Linked DNA regions of Homo sapiens: region 2 is linked to region 1. Evidence: chromatin contacts called from ENCODE Hi-C or POLR2A ChIA-PET data. All regions are on one chromosome and are shown on one strand. The core of a region is the stretch at or near the end of the contact, and the rest is flanking DNA. Distances in the headings are between cores, read along the strand shown.

Region 1 (3,054 bases), core at 144-2,643:
CCGCGGGGGAGGCATCTCCTGCCTCAGATCCAGGGTCGGGAGAAGGTCGAGCGGCTCCTCAGAGACTACTGGAGACCCAGTCGGTTCTGCGGGAACCCAAGGGCTCCACTGGGGCCTTGCGGACCACAGACCTATTTTCCCCTCGAGACCGGGCCGCAGATTGCTCAGTCCACAAGCCAGACAGCTGGGAAGTCTCTCACAGGCTTTGGTCCCACCGCAGCCCTATCCCGGCTCCAGCTCCGCCCTCTGAAGCCCCGCCCCTCAGGGAGGCTCCGTCAAGAGTTGGTCTCCTGGCCGGGCGCGGTGGCTCACGCCTGTAATCCCAGCGATTTGGGAGGCCGAGGCGGGCGGATCACCTGAGGTCGGGAGTTCGAGGCCAGCCTGATTAACACGGAGAAACCCCGTCTCTACTAAAAACACAAAAATTGGCCGGGCATGGTGGCGCACGCCTGTAATCCCAGCTACTCGGGAGGCTGAGGCGGGAGAATCGTTTGAACCCGGGAGGCGGAGGTTGCGGTGAGCCGAGATCATGCCATTGCATGGCATGGGCAACAGGAGCGAAACTCCGTTGCAAAAAAAAAAAAAAAAGAGTTGGTCCCTCCCCCAAACGGATGACCCGCCCCCAGCCTTAGATCTTGGTGGAACCCAATTGTCCTGGGAGCCACTCACGCTAACATTGAGGCCGCGCCCCCTCAGTGGCACCCAACCACAAGATTTTCCCCGCCCCTTCCCATAACCGTCCAGGACACCGAGGCTCCGCCCCTTAAGGGATCTCATTTAGCACCATCCCTTTACCCTACAGGACCCACCTTGTAGGAGGTGCCCAGATATCATCTTAGCCCCGTCCCCGCCCAGCACCGCCCTTTAGGCCCCGCCCCCTCCACTGGCTCACCCGGGGTCGACCCCGCCCGCACCCGAGGCCCCGCCCCTCACGGTTGCCGCGCCACAGGCTGTCTGCCAGTTGTGGCTCCGAGGCGCTGGCTTCTGCTGAGAGCTTCCTGCCCATGTGGTTCCTCCGGGCACTCCCGCGCTCAAGGCGGGCTCACCGCAGCTCGGGCCCCGGGCTCTTCTGCCCTCGGGCTCCCCAGGCCCGGGCTCCGCTGACCGGAGCCCTTTGCTGTCCTCCGAGGTGATGCTCATTGAGCTGTTCTCGCTGAAAAAGTTGGGCGTGTGCTTGCGCGAGGACGAGGCCGAGCCCGGGCGGGAGCTTCGCCGCATCCTGACCCCCTGCTGCCTAGTCACTGACGCTAAAGCCGCCGCTGCGGTCGCCAAGGCCCTGGGGCCTCCTTCAGCCGCTGCGCGCCGCGGGGACCCCACGGACCCTGCGTGAAGTCGGCAGGCCCCGCGGCCGCACCTGCCCTCCCGCTGTGTCCCGGCCGGCTGCTGACGTCACAGAGGAGCCTCGGTCTCCGCGGGCTGCCCTGGCCGCGCGTCACGGAGCTGGCCGTGACGTCACCTGGAGCCGTAGCCATGGCAGCCTCTCCTTCTGACTTTGTTGTTGTTTAAGAGACAGGGTCTTTCTCATTGCCCAGGCTGGAGTGCAGTGGCCTGATCATAGCTCATTGTAACTTCGAACTCCTAGGCTCAAGCGATCCTCCCGCCTCGGCCTCCCAAAGCGCTGGGAGTACAGGCGTCAGCCACCGCGCCCGGCCTCTTTTACAGCAAGCGATGATGTCACAGCACTTCCCAGAAAACCCCATCTAAAATGGCACTCAGTCTATAACAGTTTTTTTCTTTCTTTCTTTCTTTCTTTCTTTCTTTCTTTCTTTCTTTCTTTCTTTCTTTCTTTCTTTCTTTTTTTTTTTTTTTTGAGATGGAGTCTCATTCTGTTGCCCAGGCTGGAGTGCAATGGCGCGATCTTGGTCCACTGCAACCTCCGCCTCCCGGGTTCAAGCGATTCTCCCGCCTCAGCCTCCTGAGTGGCTGGGATTACAGACATGCACCACCATGCCTGGCTAATTTTGTATTTTTAGTAGAGACGGGGTTTCTCCATGTTAGTCAGGCTGGTCTTGAACTCCCGATCTCAGGTGATCCACCCGCCCCGGCCTCCTAAAGTGCTGGGATTACAGGCATGAGCCACTGCGCCCAGCATTTTTATTTTTATTTTATTTTTATTTTTTGAGACAGAGTCCTGCTGTGTCGCCCAGGCTGGAGGGCAGTAGTGCAATCTCGGCTCAGTGCAACCTCCGCCTCCCGGGTTCAAGCGATTCTCCTGCCTCAGCCTCCCGAGTAGTTGGGATTACAGACACCCGCCATCATGCCTGGCTAATTTTTGTATTTTTGTAGAGACGGGGTTTTACCATGTTGGCCAGGCTGGTCGTGAACTCCTGACCTCAGGTTATCCGCCTGCCTGGGGCTCCCAAAGTGCTGGGATTACAGGAGTCAGCTACTGCGCCTGGCCTCTTTTAAAGCAAGTGATGACGTCACAGCACTTCCTAGAAAACCCCATCTAAAATTGCACTTAGCAAATACCAGTTTCTATCCCCCTTCCCTGTTTTGTTTTTCTCCTCAGCACGTGTCACTAACATGCTATATATTTCATTTCTCTCTTTCTTTGAGATGGAGTCTCGCTCTGTTGCCCAGGCTGGAGTGCAGTGGCATGATCTCAGCTCACTGCAACCTCCATCTCCCGGCCTCAAGCAATCCTCCCGCCTCAGCCTCCCGAGTAGCTGGGACTACAGGCTTGCGCCACCACACCCAGCTAATTTTTGTATTTTTTGTAGAGATGGGGTCTCGCTATGTTGCCCAGGCTGGTCTTCAACTCCTGAGCTTGAGTGATCCACCCACTTCTGCCTCCCAAAGTGCTGGGATTACAGATGTGAGCCACCATGCCTGGCCCATTTATTTATTTCCTTATTGCCTGCCATGCCCACTAGAACATAAACTTAATCAGGGCACAGATTTTCATTCACTACTGTATCCTCCAGCACCTAGATAAGCCTAGCATGTAGTAGGTGCTCAAATATTTGCAAATAATGAATGTTAAGAAGGAGCAGGGCATCACTCAGGGCACTTCTAAATACTTAGTCCCCTTTGCTCTGCAAGCCCTTCAGC
Region 2 (3,097 bases), core at 39-2,538, 2.3 Mb before region 1:
GAGATAGGGCAGGGGCGGGGGCAGGGAGCCAGGAGCCGGGAGCAGGCACACAGGCGTCCCGACGTCTCTACCGATACCATTTATTTTCATTCTCCCCAGTACATCCTGCAAAGCTAGTGGGGTGAGCCCATTGCACGGATGCATAACGAGGCTCAGAGAGGCTGGAGCGGGGCAGGATTTGAGCCTTAGTGTCAGATCCCAAAGCCGAGGCGCATAGCCATCCTCTGCTGCCGGGAGGGGCTAAGAGGGAAGAAGTGGGGGAAGCAAAGGAGGCTGCATCAATCACAGGGATGGATTTGCTCCAGCACGCCAGAAAGGAGCAGCCTCAGAGCCACTGAGGAGAAAGAACAGTGAGGGCTGTAAGGGGCGCTGAGGGTGGAGGCAGGAGGGCCAGGGACATGAAGGACGGGGCAAAAGGGGAGGCAGAGACCAACGGACAGGGACAGATGGAGGCAGGCACTTGGGATGTTCCAGAACAGAGGCTCTGAGGGTGCCCAGTGGGTAGGGTGGTGGTGGCCCCACCCTGACCAGAACCTGGCCTCGGTCAAACCTGACCCCCCACCCAGGACCTAGTACATGCCCCAGCCCCAGCCCCTGCCACCCCTGCCCAATCGTGTCTGCGAAATTCAAGGAAGCAACAGTAAATATGTGGGCTCCGGAGTCAGGCTGACCTGGATTTCAACCCAACTGCACCTCCTCAAGGTAGGTGAATCTCTGAGCTTCTAGCCCGGTTTCCTCATCTGTAAAATGGGTGCTGTGAGCGGTGCTGCAGTGACATCACGCAGGCACACAGTGGGCTCCCGGACAGGATCAGGCTGCTCTCCTGTCACCTCCTCACGTAGCCTGGCTCTACTTGAAGAAGCTCCTCCTTCTTCAAGGCTCCGGGCCCCTTGGACTTATTAAACCCTAGGGCTATTCTAGAACCAGAGAATTCATGGCTGAAGGGGTTGGGCCCCACCCCAGGACCTTGGCGCTTAGTGTTCCCAGAGCCTGGGAGGGAATTTCACAGGCCAAGAGCACAGAGCAAGAAGGCAGCAGCGCGGGTGGGGCCCGGGGCTTCCCGCACTAGCTGGAGGGTGTCTGAGGGCCATGGAGAGAGGAGCTGGTGGATCTGGGCCCTGTCCCAGGGGCCCTCAGCCGCTGTCCGACCGCCCCTCCCTCTCCTCCGCTGCCTGCCGGGAGACCATTAGTGAAGCTTTGTTTTGAGCACTATTTCCACTATCCTGCGCTCTGGCCGCCGGGCCTCCATTAGGGACCCTTTCCCGGACCGACGACAGGCGGCAAACAGCTCCCCAGCGAGCAGGCCCTAATTGCCGCCGCCTTCAACGCCGGAAATGATTTTTTTAAAACCTCACAAAGCAAAACAGACACCCCGCCGTCAGCTCTCCGCCTTCCCCACCTCGGGCCCCAGCCTGGGGGCTCTGAGGAAGGAGGGGTCAGTCAAGACCCCACCCCCATCCCAAGAGACACCCTTAAAATGCCGGGCTGGGGGAACATAGGGTTGGGCTCTGCACCCTTGCTTTGAACTAGGTGTGGGGCCCCAGCTCACCACGCCTCTCTAAGCCTCAGTTTTCCCCTCTGCAAGGTGGGCGTGTTGAATGGGAGCCCGATGCCTGCTGCGGGCCGTGCGATGCGGCTCTGACAGGTCATGTGCTTCTGGCTTCTCTAAGGGGTCCGTGGAGCACAGGGGAGCCAGGAGCCGGGAGACGGGAAGAGAGCACGAGGGGCAGAGGGAACAGCCAGGGAGAGAAAAGGTCTGGAAGGAACTTGGTGTGTGCAAGGACTAGAAAGGAGGCCAGTGTACACACACACACAACACACACGCATACACACAATACACACACACAAAATACACACATACACACAATACACACACACATACACATACACACAATACACACATATACAGACATACCCACACATACATACACACACCCACACATACACCCACACACATATATAAACACCCCACACACATGCACACATACACCCATACCCCACACACATACACACAGATGCACACACCCACACACCCACACATATACACACAGACACCACACATACACAGATATACACACACATAGACATATACATGCACACCACACAATATACACACACATACATGCACACACCACACATACACACATATGCACACACACCACACACATACACACACGCACACACACATTCGTGCGCGCACACACACACACAATTCCCTCTTTTTCTGATCCCACGTTCCCACCCTCCCTGGATACCGGCCAGCCCCAGCATCCCATGAACCACAAACTCAGCAAGGCTCACACCAAACTCAGCGCCTTCCCGGGAGCAGCCTCTCCTGTCCGTGCACGCCCGCATCCAGCCCCAAGTCCTGCTTCAGCTCCCCATCTCCACTCACCACGGCCAACCCACTCCGACGCCAACCTGGCCGTGCGCCCTCCCCACTCAGAAGGCTTCCAGGGCTGCCCCCTTCTCCAGGGGTAAGACCAAACTCCAGAGCCGATTCTTGGAGGTTCCAGCTGCAGCCTGCTTTTCTAAATACATGCACATGGTTCTCCACGAGGCCTCTGCCAGACCCAGGCAGCCAGGCGCAGCTCCACTCTGGCCTCTGGAGTCCCCTCTCAGCCCCAGCAGTCCCTGGATACAGGCCCAGAAGGAACCTGCCTCCCCCAGGAAGTCTCCCCTGACTGCTCTAGGACACAGTGAGCTCCCTCTAGAGACCTCCCTCTCTTGGCCCACCTGCCTATGCACTGTTCCCTGGGATCCTGAAGAGTCCCCCATTATCTCTTCCTGACCCCAGCTCTCTGAGTATGCTTACCAAGGACTTAGGAAAAGTGAATGAAGTTCGTTCCCACCCAGCTCGCATGAGAGGGCTGCAGGGAGAGAGAAAGGACTCCAGGATCCAAGCCTGTCCCTGCCACAGACTTGTCCCATGTCCCAAGGCCAGCCCTGACTGCTCTCTGGGCCTCAGTTTCCTCACCCGTGAAACAAAGGCTACTTCTGCCTGGGGCCAGAGACAGGCTTTGGGGGCCTCAAAAAACCCTTTGAAGCTTGTGGGCAAAACTCTGTGGCATTTTTTTGAGGAAACAATCCATAGTTT

The links. Hi-C counts contacts between places; a loop is a spot of excess contacts on that map. ChIA-PET counts read pairs that join two places held with the same protein, here RNA polymerase II (POLR2A). Pooled maps may share reads with other maps.
Region 2: a map with no recorded cell type shows a loop between it and region 1 (8-fold over the local background). The contact joins the enhancer-like site here to the promoter of SPAG4 in region 1. A Hi-C loop is called at or near these places in 1 of 37 single-sample maps with no recorded cell type and 2 of 50 pooled maps. POLR2A ChIA-PET finds 5 or more read pairs at or near these places in 1 of 52 experiments (activated B cell).

The regions. Positions count from the first base shown.
Region 1 is chr20:35,614,168-35,617,221 of GRCh38, reverse strand. SPAG4 (sperm associated antigen 4) reads right to left here and starts at 1,393. Exons shown (of 12, transcript NM_003116.3): 1 at 915-1,393; 2 at 1-86. The coding sequence starts at 1,218. RefSeq lists an enhancer at 1-187 and a silencer at 618-1,347.
Region 2 is chr20:37,913,228-37,916,324 of GRCh38, reverse strand. The region is part of intron 1 of VSTM2L (V-set and transmembrane domain containing 2 like); the gene reads right to left. LOC124904896 (a long non-coding RNA gene) reads left to right here. Exons shown (of 3, transcript XR_007067576.1): 1 at 1-702. Among named protein-coding and RNA genes, the nearest start is that of VSTM2L, 12 kb to the right of the region's middle. RefSeq lists enhancers at 417-1,264, 1,265-2,112. Within about 2 kb of position 1,288, at least 4 of the 41 ENCODE cell types and tissues checked have a DNase peak (open chromatin) inside an H3K27ac peak, as active enhancers do.